Linked DNA regions of Mus musculus: region 2 is linked to region 1. The links are chromatin loops, found by intact Hi-C in ENCODE. Cell type or tissue: heart. All regions are shown on one strand. Links, peaks and the distances in the headings refer to the core of each region. The heading gives the core; the rest is flanking DNA.

What was found. A loop is a pair of places that touch in the nucleus more often than their neighbours do. Peaks named below come from ENCODE experiments on the same cell type or tissue, not always from the same donor. Only the 100,000 strongest peaks of a DNase experiment are listed, where the experiment ranks them.
Region 2: it touches region 1 in a loop (3-fold over the local background); 12 of 42 quality-filtered maps call a loop at or near these places.

The regions. Positions count from the first base shown.
Region 1 is chr8:35,201,360-35,209,570 of GRCm38, reverse strand. No RefSeq gene overlaps it. Among named protein-coding and RNA genes, the nearest start is that of Gm34474, 13 kb to the left of the region's middle. In heart, for the core only: a CTCF peak has its summit at 3,728 (motif pointing right); DNase peaks (open chromatin) are centred at 3,070 and 3,750; H3K4me3 peaks cover 1,204 bases; H3K27ac peaks cover 2,765 bases.
Region 2 is chr8:35,464,258-35,472,468 of GRCm38, reverse strand. Eri1 (exoribonuclease 1) reads left to right here. Exons shown (of 7, transcript NM_026067.3): 7 at 3,099-7,204. The coding sequence ends at 3,341. Among named protein-coding and RNA genes, the nearest start is that of Gm51568, 27 kb to the left of the region's middle. In heart, for the core only: no CTCF peak of the experiment used is centred there; no DNase peak of the experiment used is centred there.

The DNA.
Region 1 (8,211 bases), core at 1,631-6,630:
TGTTGTTGTTGTTGTTGTTGTTGTTGTTGTTGTGTTGTTTTTCAAGACAGGGTTTCTCTGTGTAGCCCTGGCTGTCTTGGAACCTTCTCTGTAGACTCTGCCTGCCTCTGCCTCCCAAGTGCTGGGATAAAAGGTATTCACCGCCATCACCCGGTTCAGTTACCTTTCTTAGATAGCCAGGCTTACTCCCATATATTTGGTACCATACAATGGGACCTTCCTACATCGATTAGCAACCAAGAGAATATATCTACACAATTGTCTTCAGGTCACCTTGATGAGACTTCCAGCTTCCTGGACTAAGCAGAAGTTTTTACCCAATCCAGCTTTCTCAGACAGCCATTGTTGAACTACCCAGCCCAGGTCTTAATAAGGCAACCTAGTAACTTCCCTCTGTTACATAAATTAACACTGAAAGTTCTGTTCCACCAGAGAACTCTAACACACTCACACCAAAGCCAACACTCATGGTCACATAGGGAACGGCTCTCTCTGTCTCCGATGACGAGTCAGGTCCTTGCTTCACTATGTATGTCTCTCCCTTCCTAGCCTCGTTCCTAGTTTTAAGATACCAGAAGAGACTCAGAATATGGAAAATAACAAGGAATGCCTATTGCATTCTCTTTCTAAGCATTTCCAAAGAGAACCAGTCGGTCAGTAACTCTAATCTGTACTAGAATAATAAAAGCATCCCGGCATCACTCACACACACACACACACACACACACACACACACACACACACACACAGGAGGTGGTGGCTACTGGATACCTCTTTCCATGGCTGCCAAGAACTGAGATACAGTGCAGTAATGCAGCTATGTGGCACAAGGTTCTGAGATGGCAAATGAGCTCCTGTCTTTGGTTTTTTTTTTTTTTTTTTTTTTTTTTTTGTTTTTTTTTTTTGTTTTTTTTTTGCAGAGAGGATGTGTGCCTTTCAACATGAGGGCTGAGCCTAGCACGTTCACTTCCTGTTCAGTTCCGGTTCCTGTTCTAGTACAGCCTCCTCTTGCACAGAGTGTCAGCTGTCCTGGAAGTCACGTACTTCCAGAGGCCCCTTTGTCTCCTCATTTCATCATCTGTAACAGTCATTCCCAGCCCAGAGCACAAGCACTGTCATTTCTATTTCAATACACGTTCTCTCTGGATCATGGTGTTCTTCACTTTATTTCATCTTTGCACGTAAGGATAAGTCCCAGAGCTCAGCCCAGTGGTCTCAGCACATGGCAGAGCACAGCAGAGGAGAGGGCTGGTGCCTCAACACAAACCACGCCTCCAACATGGAGGAAGGATCCTGGAAACGCCTGACCCTGGACACAAAGCAAGAAGCCTAGAAGGCTTGAGGGAGTTAGTGGTCCTCCCTGGCAAAACAACAGAAAGGTACCAACCACGAGGGAATGAATCATCTGTGATATTTTTCCTCCCGAGAAAGAGTACCTTAGACATGAAAAGCCTGCGGGGTCCATGCCTAGCAACCATTACACACAGGATAATGGTAGATTCTAGGAGCAGAAGTCCCGGAAGACCATTTCTGTGGTGAAGTGTCTCAGGAAAGGAATGTGGTGGGTTAATGAGCCTCAGAGATAAGTGTTTTCTGTGGGAATGCTGCACAGACATCACTTTCTTAACAAAAGTACAAAGAGAGAAAGTCAATGGCAGGGCCTTCCTTCCCGGGAACTCTGGAGATACGGGTTAAAAGCCACTTGGGAAAGAGCAGAGTTTGACAAATCCGTGACGCACACTAACTTCGGAATGAAAGCTGGATTTAATGACACTGTAGATAAGGGTCTGCATGATCTGGCCTTAGCTATTCATTCCAGTGCTTGTCTGTGTCACTGTATTGCATGTCCCGCCTGTCTAGTAACCTGCTTATAGCTTCTCAATACATGGTCCCTCCTCCCTTCTCCTTCTCCCTCCTCCCTCTTTTTCTCCCTCCTCCCTTCTCCTTCTCCCTCCTCCCTTCTTCTCCCTCCTCCCTCCTCCTCCTCCCTCCTCCCTTCTCCTTCTCCCTCCTCCTTCTCCCTTCTCCCTTCTCCCTCCTCCTCCTCCTTCTCCCTCCTCCCTTCTCCCCTCCTCCTCCTCCTTTGTCTCCTCCTTCACCTTTGTGCCCTTGCATTCCCTGTGCTAGAAGGGCCTCTCTCCATTTCATAACAGAGCAAACCCCCACTCTTCTTTCACCACAGTACAAATAATCCTCTGTGAGGCTTCTCCTGACTCTCATGGGCAGTTATTTCTCTCTTCTCCCTTTAAGGAGTTATTTTATGTGTACCTCTCTTCCCACAGTCTGAGCTCCCGAGCAATAGAGGTTGGGCCTCCTTCCTATTAGCTCCCAAGCCTAGCCCAGGGCTTGAGCACAGTAGTCACTTAAAATGATGAATGAGTGGATAAATGCATGACTTGGAACCAACCTCAAGAGCCCAGCAGTGATCTGGTACTGTGCTCAGTGATATCCGCTACAGAATCTGCAAAATGACCTGGTGGTGGGCAGGGAAGAATATAAAACTCCTGCTCATGTTTGTTTATCACAGGTTATCCATGAAAAGTAAGCTTTTCTTATATTTCACACAGACTGGTAGACATGCATGTATTTGGTCTGTAAAGAACCGGTGTATGTGCTTAAAATGCAGACCACAATTATAAACAAAGGGGAATGCATTCAAAGAGTCCAAACAGGGAAAACATGAACAAATGGAGGAGTAGGGGAATTAGTCTTGTGGAAAAGGCGAGAAGGACATCAGTCGACCAACAGAGAGGGTCATGCATAAGGAGTAAGAAGCTAGACAAGTATGGGGCAATAAGAACGAGGCTCCCCTCATGAAGACCTACCAAGGGATTTCTGCCCTTGTCTCCAGTATTGTTAAGCTAGGAACCAGCAATTAGGAGCCCAATGGAGACTCTCAGGCATAGGTAACAAAATAGGAAAGAAGAGGGACTGGGAGGAGGCTTACATTCTATAGTGTCCTTCTAGAACTGTTCCCTATCTGTTTGAAGGGCAACACACCAGGCCTCCGCATCAGGCCTGTCCAGCACCAGCCCGCAGCTTCTTAGAAAAGTCTATTTATAGCCTCTTGCTATTGCAGCACGCTGTGCTGTCGCCCTGTCGGTGGCTTGCCAGGTGGTGTGAGCCACTGCTGGGTGAGTGACCATCTCCTGGCTGCTTCCTGTTAGCTTAGGGAGCAACAAAGCAGGTGGATTTGTTTGTCAGTTGAGCAACCTGCCCATGCCCTGCCTAACCTGATGAGTTCCCCTTTAAACATTAACCGCTTTCTAAAACCTATGTTTTATGCTCAATGCCAACCAGGGCTGGGGGGGAGGGGTGCAGTAGAGAAGGAAGAAGAAAAAGAAAGAAAGAAGGGAAGGGGACCCTTTAACAATAAGTCATCTTCACAGTATCTAATAAATGTCCCCTGGGCTCTGGGAGCTGGAGACGCCATTTCCATCCTCAGAAACTGATCCCTGGTAAGGGAAACACATCTGAGATGTAAAACGGGAAGAGTGGAGGCGTGTCCACGGCTGTCACTGGGCCTTCTTCTGAGCTGCTATGCTCCCAGGATCTCCGTTCCCAGGACAGTGGATCTTAAACTTTAGTAAATAAAATCGATTCAGTGGCGCTAATGGTTTTGGGGAGCTGGTAGGACAAGGCTGCGAGTTTTTGAGGTGGAGCCACAGTTCTTTGCTTTGTTCAGCTTTCTGAGAGTGTCCAAGGTAAGTGGTCATAATCACAAGGGGGCGCTGCGCTTCCAACGTGTGAGGAATGACATGGGTAACCCTCAGGAACAGAGGAAACAGCAGGAGGTTAGAGAGGAATTAGGGGCAGGAAGTGGGAATGAGACAAAACCCACGCTGCAAACTAGAAAAGATGAACAGCCATTGCCAGAGGCACCGGGGTCATGCAGCTGGCTGGTGTCTGTGGTTTAGCCTGGTTCATGGTCCTTAGTGTGAAAACTATGACTTAGCTAAACAAGCACTCAGCTCTCTGAAGGCAGACTCACTACACAGAAACGTTGGACAGAAACGCTTCCTTTAGGAGCCAGCCTCTCCTTGGTCACGCCTCCCCTTCCTTACAGACCTCCTGGTTGTAGTCTATTGCTGATCTCCAGACTCCAGAGTCGCTAAAACCCAAGGGAATGGGAAGGAAAGATGAATTATTTTCTGCAGCTTCCGCAGCTCTTGGCAGCTCACAACTCGAAGGCTAGACAGACAGACAGCCGCGCTGCCTGCTTCCATGAAGAGGCGCTCCAGTGGCCACTAGTGACCTTGTCATCTCCAGATCTTGCTCCATCCTCGTTGCATCAAGACATGTTCCTCTTACACTGAACTCAAGACGCGCTGATTCCCTTGGGATGTGAGCAGTCCAACCCTCGCATCATTTCTTAGCATGTGTTGCTTGCGGCTGCTAAGCCCCGCCCCACCGTTTCTAAGGTGCACTTTCCCACGTTCCTCTCACCTGCGTTGCTCACCCCTGCCTGTGAGTTCCTCCTCCCCGAAGCCTTCCTTTCCATTCTTCCATTTGAAGACCCCTACCTCATTTTTTTTCTTCCCTTCATTGTGAGTCTTGACCTGGCGGGAGTGATGTTTGCTCGGATGAGTTCCACCTAGTCTAGTCCAAATTCGTGGGGAAGAGTTCTCATGTAAGCTTCTTGAGCCTAATGGTTAGGGACCCCACTAGTCCGAGTCAGACCCTCAGCTCTACCGTCCTCCAGCTCTGCCACCCACCTGCCCTGAGACCTTCCAGCTCTGCCACCACGGGCAGGTTCCGTCACTCCCTAAGTCTCCATTTCCTCACCTATAAAGTGGGGAAAGAACCATACTTAGTGTTCTGGGTAAATAAGCCAAGGCTTGTCCAGCCTATCAAGCATAACCGTCAGTGAATGTTTGCCCTTCTCGTTATGAATATTTATATCCTCACTTTTACTCTAATCCCTACGGGTTTAGTCTAGTAGATGCTAATAATGTTTATTGAATTAGCAATTAAGATATATAACTGCATCCATACATTACGACATTTTTAAAAAGGCATGAGCAACTCAATATATCCATTCATACATAAATATTTTATGCCCTTTCCTGTCTGTGAGGATTTGCTTAGAGAGGAATTTATCTAACTAAGCTCAGGTGGCCTCCTCACGCCCCTCTCCCTTTGTGCCTGTCGCTTCAAAGTGCTCGCCTCACTTCTGTGCCCGTCCTTCTGCTTGCTGTCCTGCTGCTAAAGAGCCAAACTGGAAAATGGTGGCTATTTAAAAAGGACCTTAAACTGTGTCTCTGTCCTCTAGAGGAAATAGCTGCAGGATTCCACCAAGTCTTTTGCTGTTTGAGCTCAGCATATCTTCCTGTCTGTATCCACCTTGTGAAATGTGGGCGAGGGGGACTAACTGAACCCTGTTGTCCCATTTAGTTTCCATGGTCTATGATTATCTTCGTGTGGGGCTGAGTTTTCAACCTTTATTAATATAAATTGATGACTACTCAGGCTTCTGAATTTTAATGATTTGACATTATTATTATTATTATCACTATTATTCCTGTAGCAAGAATGAAATGTCCATTCAGGAGACACCATATCTTGACTTTTTAATGGCTCTCCTCTACGTGTTGGGTGGGGCAGGAAGCTTCAGCTCCCATCAGCCTTGTTGCCCTGACAGGAAGAAAGAAAGCTCTACCGTGACCTGATTGCTTTAACTGTACGCAGTGAATTTTCAACTTACTGTATTTTCAAGTGACATTAATAATTTTATGGAGACCAAACCCTTGTTGTTAAGTCGCTGTTGTCCTAATTCCCTGATGAAGAAAGTCTGAAAAAGGAAATCGGTGGGGTGGTTCCTGCTCGCCCAGCCTCGTGCTTGTTTGTCTGCTTACCCAGAATGCCTAGAGGTGATTGCAAGGCTGAGACAAAGGTCTGGAAACTGGGTTGCCGTTCCTTTGACTTCAGGATTTTCTGAGAAAAATTAGCAAAGGTGCACTAAGCTCTGATTGAAAGAAAGAAGGAAAGAGAGAGAGAGAGAGAGAGAGAGAGAGAGAGAGAGAGAGAGAGAGAAAGGAAGAAAGGAAGGAAGGAAGAAAGGAAAGGAAAGGAAAGGAAAGAAAGAAGGAAAGATAGGGAGGAAGGAAGGAAGGGAGGAAGGAAGGGAGGGAGGGAGGAAGGAAGGGAGGTAGGGAGGAAGGAAGGGAAAGATTCTCACTAAATGATAAAAATTAAGTACATAGGTGCTAAAGTAGTCACCAACTACCTGTTCTTGTTTCAGAGAAAGTAGCTGTAAGCTACTCCCTATCCCCAGAGACCTTTCAGAGAAAGTAGCTGTAAGCTTCTCCCTATCCCCAGAGACCACAGTTTAGGGAGTCTGCAGCCTGCTCCTCTGCACTGCCTGAGACAAGAAGAGCATCCTACGGTTCTGCTCCGCCAGCTTTGGCCTCCTCATCCCTCTCGCAAGTAGGGTGGCTTTTGGACCAGTTTATCATCTTTTAGTCCATGTTGGTTTTGAAGAGCATTTTTTTAAAAAAAAATTTTTTTTCTCCTTAAGATTGTGCAAAGTACCCACTGGGCCCAGGCCTGTCTTGCCTACACAGGGTGGACCGTGCCAGCTCTGTCTCTGCCCTCCCACTGCTCTTGATTGATAGCTAGAGATGACTGTGGGTAGTCTTTCCTGTCTCCACATGGAACCCAGAAACCCAGTAGTAAAAGCATCATGCACCCAGTGACGGGACCATCAATCCTCTTCCCTGGGCGCTGTCAGAGGCCAGGAGGCAGGAAGTACAGCAGGCCCACGGGAGGAGAGGCAAGCTGTGACATAGGATGACTGTCCCTTAAACAGGCTGTCCCTCCATGAGGGGAGAAAAGGAAAGAGGACAGCCAGCGACAGACTATAGAAGAGCAAAACCTGGAGGAAGCATGGGACTACTGTGGATCTGGAATATTCTCCAAAGGCCCGTGTATTTAAAGACTTGGTTTCCAGCTTGGTGCTTTGAGGTAGAGTGGACACTGAAAGAGGCAGAGGGAAGTCTTTGAGGTACCAGAAACAAGTCCTTGAAGGGGAGGGTGGGACCCTAACCTTGCTCTTTTGTGTTTCCCTACCTGGCCATTTAATGAGCTGTTTTCTCTGCTCTGTGCGCCCTGACATTGCTATATGGGACTCCCACCAAAGACCTAAAAGTAATGGGTCTAACTGACCACAGGCTATATCCCTAAACCGGAGTCCAAAATAAACCTTTCTTCTTCATAAGATAATCATCTCACATGCGTGTTATAGTAACAGCAAGCAAACAGCACAAGTGGCCCATTGAGGAGACAGCAGGGTTTCCCCAGTGTTTCAGCCCCAGTGCCTCTGGCTGGTCAGTGGTGGGAGGGGCTCTCGGGAAGAGATGCTAAGTGATTTGGACTTAATCCTTTCAGCGTGATCTATCATCAGGTAATTAAAACAGAATTGAAAAGAAAAATAACGTGAGCTTTAAGTCTTCCGATCCAAAACAGCCTGTTCAGCCACCACCCTAAGGGTGAGCAAATGACTGTAGGTTAAACTTGAGAAGAGATGAGGGAAGTACCCTAAAGCCAGCAGTAGGTGCATCCTGGCTGCAACCAGGAGGCGTCATCCCACATCTTCAGGGCACCTGACCCCATTAACAAAAAGCCTCAACTCTGCGGAGTCCGTTTTGCCGCGCTCTTGGAACGAGGTGAGCTGGGTGTTACCTAAGTCATAACTGATAGGGGGAGGCCCTGAGACAGGAGACTCCTGCAAAACCACTCTCTAAGACCGAAGTGGTTTGGGCAGCCAGATTGCAGCTTGCACAGACATCTGCAGAGGGTTTACCTAGAAGAAAACGTCCGCTTGGAGTGCCTCCGTGTTGTTCGCTGCAGGTTAAACTTCAGGCAGAAACACGGGGACGTGAGGAAGAGAGGGCATTAGCAATTGATCAGCCAGAGCGGATGCCATGGTCAGTTTTGCTGCTGCTGCTGAACACGCATGCGGAGGAAGTGAGGGAGTGGCCTATAGAGTTCTGGCTTCCTTGCGTGGCTGCTGGCGGAGACATTGATGAATTAAACTGGTTTCTCTAGCTGCACGACCTGCCAGAGCCTTTAATACACTGATAGACTGTGGATTCAAATGACTAATTTGTATATACTATTCCTCAAGCTGATTTACTACCAAATCCCTGGCTACTTCCTGGCTCATGCTATCTACATGCCTTCCAAGGCCCTGCAGAACTGTTAGAGTCCACT
Region 2 (8,211 bases), core at 1,896-6,895, 260 kb before region 1:
TGCTTCACTTGCTTCACTCTGCTTCTGAATCAGAACTGGCAGCATCCCATCACCTGTAGCTGCTTCACCTCCTGCCTCGTTACTTCTAACCCAGCTTTTCTCAAGTGCTTGTTAGAAATGGACAGTCAAAATGTATTAATCTCTTTGTTTCCTCATCATAAAGTTAAAAACTTACAAGGTAGACATTATAAATTGTTAATCAACTGGCTTAAACTAAAATAGGGTTTGATATTTCTAAAAGTAGGCTGAAATAATATGAATAGAAACACAGGCACAATCCTTTATATGACTAGAGGAAACTCTCCCAGTTTCTTCTCTTGCATATGCTCAAATGTAGTCTAACTTCTATAAAATTTTATAAATATGTCTTTTATTGGCCTCTATCTCCACTAAAATGCTGGGTTTTTGCATTAAAAGATGAGATAGCTCTCCTGATTGATGTACTGTGTTTTATTTCTTCTGTACAATTAGTTTGTTTGGGAAAGTTGGATAAATTGGTATTTTCTAGAAAGAAATAGAGCAGACAGATAGAATTTCCTCATATTTAAACATACACATATACCCAGGTATATAAATTTAAGTATGAAACAGGTCACTAGGTTTTGAAGTAGCATATCCTATAGGCATAGATTTTTCACAGCCTACTTTAGTTAGAGTTTAGCCTCTCCTCCAGCCCACCATCCACTAGAGGTAGTTGGAAAGAAAGGTTATTAGGATACGGGTGGAAGTGGACCTTTAGAAATGGCTCTTTGGGGCGATTCCAGTCTTTGTTGTTTTCAGTCCAGTCCACCAGCAAACACCAAACACGAATCAGCAGCTGCAGTCCAGTTCACTTGGCAGACACCACATATGAGCCAGCAAGGGCAGTTCCATCCAGAAGAAACCACAAGGCTCACCAGCCATCCCGAGTGCTCAGAAGTGGCAAGAAGCCGCAGGAGCCTCCAAGATGTTCTTCAGCGAGTTTCTCTCTATAAAGTCACCACAAGTAAAACTCAGCGATGCAGTGTACGACAAACCTGCATGTGTCAGTGAGGCTAGCAAGGCAGCGCCAGACAAAGCAGTGCTCCGGCTCTCACTGCCTGGGGCATGTCTGCTATAGCAAAACTTCCAGCAAAGAATCATTTGACATTACCGACTTTCCAAAGAAACCCCAAGTTTCCACTTAAGTCCCCCAAGTCTGTGGAAAGTTGAGCACTACTAATACAGTCTAATCAATTTTAAATCAATTTCCATTTTTTTATTTTAAAAGTTTTTCATAAATATATTCTGGTCACATTTTCCTCTTTTTCAACTCCTGCCTGATCTTCCCCACCCACCCAACTCTGTGTCCTTACTTTTTAAAATACATGTGCATACGCACACACACCTCCACACACAAACTCACAAAAATGGAAACCAAAGTATACATACAAGCAAATGACCGATAAGACCATAAAAATACCCCAAAGCAAAATGAGACAAAAGGTACAAAAATACTATTGAACTCTTGTGTTGGCCAATTATTCCTGAGGCGTGGTTAATATACTCAGTGAGATGCCATTAGAGAACATTTAATTTTTTTGTTGCCAGTGAGTATCAGTTACAGATAGTTTTTTGGTTAGGGGTGGGAACCTGTGTCCACTTTATATTCAACACTGGGACCCCATCTCACTTGAACCTTTCACAGGCCCTGTGCATGCCACTACAGCCTTTGAGTTCACAGTCCTTAGAATCATCTGTCTCTTCTGACTCTTCCTCTCTTCTGCATAGATCCCTGAAACCCTCAGGCGGAGGGGGGAAGGGGTGAAAACGTGCCATTAGGACTGAATGCTTCAAGGTCTTACTCTGCAGATGTGTCTAGACAGGTGTGACTCTCTGTTAGTCCCCTCTGCTGTAAGAGGCTTCTCTGATGACAGCTGAGCAAGGAGAAAAGCCGTGAAGTATTTCTCTTCCCTAGGTGACGCCTTTGTTCTTGTAAGAGAAGCCAGCAGCCTGACTTGTCTGCCCAGACCACTGAGAATTGACTCAGTCTTAGCTTGCCTCCCTGTTTTATGGCATGGAAATGTCTCCTTTTTCCACATTGTGGGCACACCTTCTCAGTACCACCTATTTTTAACCCGTTCCCCATTGGTCAATACCTCAGTCAGGACTGGAAGCTCAACATCCCGCTCTCTAGCCCAAAGGGCACAGCACCCACACCTATGTGCTAGTTAGTGTCTGTAAAATGTGTTCCTTTCTCCTCTGACTATACTCACAGGAGATTACAATTAGCTGGATGTGGTAGTCTGGGCTGGTGCCTGTGGTCTTTCAATGCTTGTACCTCAGTCCAAGCCCTCTGGCTTTCAGAGTCTCCATTAAGAAGTCAGATGTTCTGCTAGTGGTCAGCCTTTATATATGAGTGGGCCTTGTTCCCCTGCAGCTTTCCATATCCTTTGTTTTATTTAAGTGCTGTGATTATTGAGGTGCTTCTGGGCCTCGGTATTTGGTGTTCTGAATGAACTTTGCTGCATCTCTTTAGAATTAGGAAATTTTCTTTTATGATTTTGTTAATAATATTTTCCGTGCCTTTGACCTAGGATTCTTCTCCTTTCTTTGTACCTATTATTTGTAGGTTGGTCTTTTCAAAGTCTCCCATCCCAGATTCCCTGGAATTTTTTTGAGTCTGGAGTTTTTGTTTTTCCTTTTTCTAAAATTTAATGTTTTCTTTGATTTTTTATTTTTTTCCTACTGTGTCTTTGTGATCTGAAAGCTTCTCTGCCATTTCATTTTAATTTTGACTTACTGAACTTTTCTTTTAAAAAAATTTCCCCCCTTTGATCTTTTAGAGTCAGGATCACAGGAACTCGCTATGTGGACCAGGCTGACCTCAAACTCACAGAGACAGATCTGCCTGCCTCTGCCTCCAGAGTGCTAGGATTAAAGACATATTTCACCACACCTGGCAGTTTAATTTAATAGTGGTTTAAATTAAATACACTCAACTGTTGGTGTTTTCCTCGTCTTTGTTCAGGCATTTATTCATATCCTTGTTAGGTCCTTGAACATATTCATAATTGCTATCTTTAAGTTTTTGTGTTGTGCCGAGTTCTTAATTACTTACTTGGTTCTTTGTTTTCTAGGTTCCCAGAAGCCAGACCAAACTAACAATAATGCTTGAAAAATTAGGAATGGATTATGATGGACGGCCTCACAGCGGTCTCGATGACTCTAAGAACATTGCTAGAATAGCTATTCGGATGCTTCAGGATGGATGTGAACTTCGAATCAATGAAAAAATACTTGGAGGGCAGTTGATGAGTGTGTCCTCATCCTTACCAGTAGAGGGCGCTCCAGCTCCACAGATGCCACATAGTAGAAAGTAACTGCAGTTTTGTCTGATCAGTTGCTACAAAAGTAGCAGGCGAATGAATCTGAGTTAATGCAACCTTCAAGCACCTTAAACATTTAAGATCTTATTACAATTACAGATAGATGGGTATGTATGCAGACATTTTGTGGGAGGACACACCAAATTCTTTGTCACCAGCACTTTTGATCTGAGCAGTATTTGTTACACACAGTAACCAGTCTCTGCTCAGAACTGAATTTTATAATGTAAGGTGTCCAAGATGTGTCCCTTGGCTTTTAAGATGGAAGTTTTATCAGAAAATTCTTTACATGTCATGTTCTTATTGATACTGGAATTTAAAATGAATTTCTACATTACCACCATGAAATTAAATACATTTTTTGAAAATGTGGAAAGGATTGAAAGGTAGTGTTTGCCCATTGAGTTTTAAGTAAAACGTGGTTCTTTTAACTTTGTAAGTTTGTAGGTGAAGTGAGGGCTTTGTCCCAAGAAGGCTGTGTGGGTACCAGATTCTGCAAGTGTTGAAGTTCTATAGTTCAAGTGGCATAATGTTTCTATATAACCTACACGTTCTCCCACATATTTTAATCATCTCTGGGTAGCTTATACTTAATAAACTATAAAGAAATGGTTGTATCATTTAGGGAATAATGACAAGGAAAAAAAAAAGCCTGCAAGTTGATGTAGACACAACCATAGTGGGCCTTGCTACATAGCTCATGAGCTAAAAAAAAACCAAGATCTGAGATGGTGGAGGCAACTTCAGCTGTCCCCTGCGTCACTCTCTGGCCAGCAGCTGTCCCCCCCTGCGTCACTCACTCTGGTCCACTCAGCAAAGTGCTTGCTGAGCAGCAAATTCAGGTGTTTCTTCTTGGAACATTTTCGGCATATCTGTGTATAGCCTATATTCAAGCCAGGAAGTTGTTTCTAAAGGTGTCTACTTTGACAGCCCTGAACACACATGACCCCCAGAACACACGTGATAGACTAAGAGAATCAACTCAGCTCAAGGATGATAAAGTACTGGGACCAGTTTCATATTATAACTGGAAACCTTGTAATAGGTCATAGAATTTAGTTAAAAATCTAGTTACTGGAGGCTAGCAAGATGGCTCAGTGGTTAAAAGTACTTGCTTCTCTTGTAGAAGATCCAAGTTCAATTCCCAGAACCCACATGGTGGCTCACAACCATCTGTAAGTTTCAAAGAATCCAACAGGCAAAACATTCATAAACATAAAATAACTAAATTTAGAATACTGGGCTGGAGAGATGCCTCAGAAGTTAAGAGTGCTGGCTGCTCTTTGAGAGGCCCTGAAGTTCAATTCCCAGCACCCACATAGTGGCTCCCAACCCCCTACAATGAGACTGCTGTCCTCTTCTGGCATGCAGGCAGAATGTTGTATATATAATATATACATCCTTTTTAAAAGTCTAATTACTGGTGAGACTAATGGAAAGTTAGAAAAGGCAGCCTGGTAGCACAGATGTGTAATTTCAGTCCTCAAGAGTTAAGGCATAGGTGAATCTGAAGCCACTCTGAGCCATATAATGAGCTCCTGATTCCAAAATGTGTCAGTAGAAAATACAAGTGAACTTGTGAGAGCTATAACTTACAAATCAATGGGAAAATCTGAAGATTTGCTCCTTGCCTTCCCTCACCATTGTGAATGTATATTCGCCCTGCTTTTGAGCTCATGGTAAACATTTGTATTCAGTACTGTGAGGTGAAATGTTTTGTTCCATAGTAAAAAGTACCTGGCTTGTCTTGGTGAGTGACCAGTATATATTGGAAAGTAATTCCTGCTTCTAAAGTCAAGATGTGCTCTGGAGATGATGATGTCATACTGTCTGGAGGCTAACAGTGGGAGCTTTTGGAATTAAACCCCTCTAATGCTTTCCTGGACCCATCTCATTGGCATTGCCTGTTGTTTTGTTTTTTCAACTTTCCTTAATGATTGTGATCATATTATGTCCATCACCACTATAATCAAGTAGATTGATCATGTTTCCTAACTCGGACATAGGAGGAACGACAGCGATGCGCTTGGGACCATGAGAATTTGCTACCCAGGCTTGCGGTTTCATTCCCCAGTGAGCTCTGTCTTGAAGCAAAGGGACAGGAAATGGTCATTGTGAGGGACAGAAGCCAGCAGGCTCTCTGGACTGACTTACTCTTCATTTTCTCACATAAGCCATGGTGACACAGGCAGGTTCATGCCCTAGAAAAATAATTGCTTGTCACCTGATTGCATAGTTGCTACTGAATAGGGAAACTACCATTGGGAAGTTAGAGAATAGCAGGACATACTAATGCCTTCCTCTTTGTTTTGTTTTTAAATCAGGCTGTTTAAATTTTTTCCTAATCAAGTGCTTAACATTTTTTTTTTAAAGAACTTAACACTGCAAGCTTTTAAAATGCTTTTGGCTCTACTAAGTATTTCGCCATCTTCACTCACTCTGAGTCTCTGTCAAACCATTTGATTTGGCTTTCTGCTGATATAACCTGTCTGTAAGTTATAGAGTGAGTCATAATTCTTGAAAGGAAACTACTGCAGCCTGCCTGCCTACGTTGTGTGTAAAGATACTGGTTCTTGTTACTGCTGGGATGGCTTACACTGGTGCTAGTGTTTGCTGATACTTACTTAAAGCTTTATTTTCTCAGTCGCCATGGTCATCTCCTTGTTTTCCTTTTACTTGCTTGGACATTGAGACTGATTTTTCCCCCTGTATTATTTTCAAATCCACACAAACTGGTATATATTCTCAGCTACATTTTGTCTGATTTTGTATTAAATACTGACATTGACTCTGGAAATTTTTCTTTCTCTCCACTTCTCCCTCTGACTGGGTCAAGCAAAAGCAGGAAGAAGAGGTTTTCTTTTTTTTCAGCATGTGTTTCTGCGTGTATGTGTGCCTGGGAGAGTTTATGTGCACCATGTACCCTTAGATTCCTGTGGACGCCTCAGAACTGGAGTTGCAGGTGGCCATGAGCACCTAATGTGGGTGCTGGGATCCTGAGTCAATGCCTCTGCAAGAGCCGTCGCACTCAACTCTGGGGCCATCTCTCCAGCCTCAAGGCCCTTTCTTGTAGCCTTTAGAGACCTGCTTGTCCTGCTGTAGGGATAGGTTTTCTCAGCTGGGTTAACAGGAAAGACCATGGGAGTCATGCTAAACTGGTCCTATTGCTGACGAGTCATTTATTAAATGGTGATTTGATTACTTGAAAGGTGAAAGAACTTTTAGTTCATCGTCCCAGATATTAAAGCACTATTGCGAAGGATAAGGAAGAAGGGGTGGGTAGTAAGATTTCTGGGGAAGGAGGGATCACAAGTGATCAATACAAGGAGCACCAGTCAAGTCACCCACCTCGAGTGAGCCATGTCCTTTGTGAAGTCTGTGAGTATGTGTCCTGTTGCAAGGAAGACTTTGAGCTGCTGGAGGAGACTGACTTCCTTAGTGATGAGCTGTGAACTCCTCCTTTATTCCAGCGGGGCCTGTTGAGATGCTTTCCGTGTGTAATGATTGCAGTGTTGGTAAATGAGTAGTCCCACTAAGTATCGTCCTTAGTGTTGACCCTCATTTCAGCTCTTCCTGCCCCCACACAGCATCAATGCACACACTGTAGCCACGAACCAAATCTGATAGCCAAGTGGCAAGTTAAAATCAAGAGTGCTTGTATGTATGCATGTGTGTATGTATGTATATATGTATGTATGTTTTTGACAGGGTATGTCTGTGTAGTCTAATCAGGTTTCAAATTCTTCGGTACTGGAATTACAGGTAAGTGCTACCTACCATGCCAATGATGTGACTTGTAGCATAGGAATTTTATGAAATAAAATTTTGATGTTGTAAATAAAGCTTTGTGGAATAGCTCCCATTTGCAATGTTTTGCCTGCGTTCTGTGTTTGTGCTCCAGCAGCAGAGGTGAGTGTTCACTCTAGAAACCATGCCTGCCATCTGCCTAGTCCTCTGTAGAAAGTTGTTGACCTCTTCCTGATTAAAAGCATTATTATTAAACTCTAAGGATTTAGAAAGCAGAACAAAAACCTGATAGTATGGGAACCCTAGATCAGAGTTATAGTGCAGTACTGGATGTATTGAGGACTGTTGGAGTAGTTTAACTGAAAAAGAAGTGACCCCAATATTCTTGGGAGGAATGTTTGTATCGTGTGTTTACTAAGACAGGCTAAAAGGCTTGAAACTGGGGGTGGTGGTGGGTAGGGAACCGTCATCCCTGTGAATACCTAGTTGCCAGGACTCCACAGCCTGCTGTCAGTGCCATAGGGTCTGCACTTTTCTTATACTTGAAGTCATCTCTAGATACTTCATCTTCTAAACACCCAGGTAAATGCTGTGGGAAAAGCTATATGCAGTATTGTTGGGGGAAGGTGTCTGCTTACGTTCTAGTCAAATACATTTCTTTTCTAAAAGATTGCTTTGGAGTGCCCTCAGATGCCAGAAAGACCCATTAGATTCACTGGAACTAGAATTACAAGTAAGCTGCTGTTTTTATTTATTTAATTTATTTTTATTGGTTATTGTATTTACATTTCAAATGTTATCCCCTTCCCTGTTTCCCCTCTGCAAATCCCCTGTCCCACTCCCCTCCCCCTGCTTCTATGAGAATGCTCACCCACCCACTCCTGCCTCACTGCCCTAGAATTCCCCTCTGCTAGGGCATCAATCCTCCACAGGACCAAGGGTTTCCCCTCCCATTGATGCCAGATAAGGCCATCCTCTGCTACATATGCAGCTGGAGCCATGGGTCCCTCCATGGTTGGGTACTCCTTGGTTGGTGGTTTAGTCCTTGGGAGCTCTGCGCGGGGGAAGGGGGGTTCTGGTTGGTTGATATTGTTGTCCTTCCTATGGGGTTGCAAAC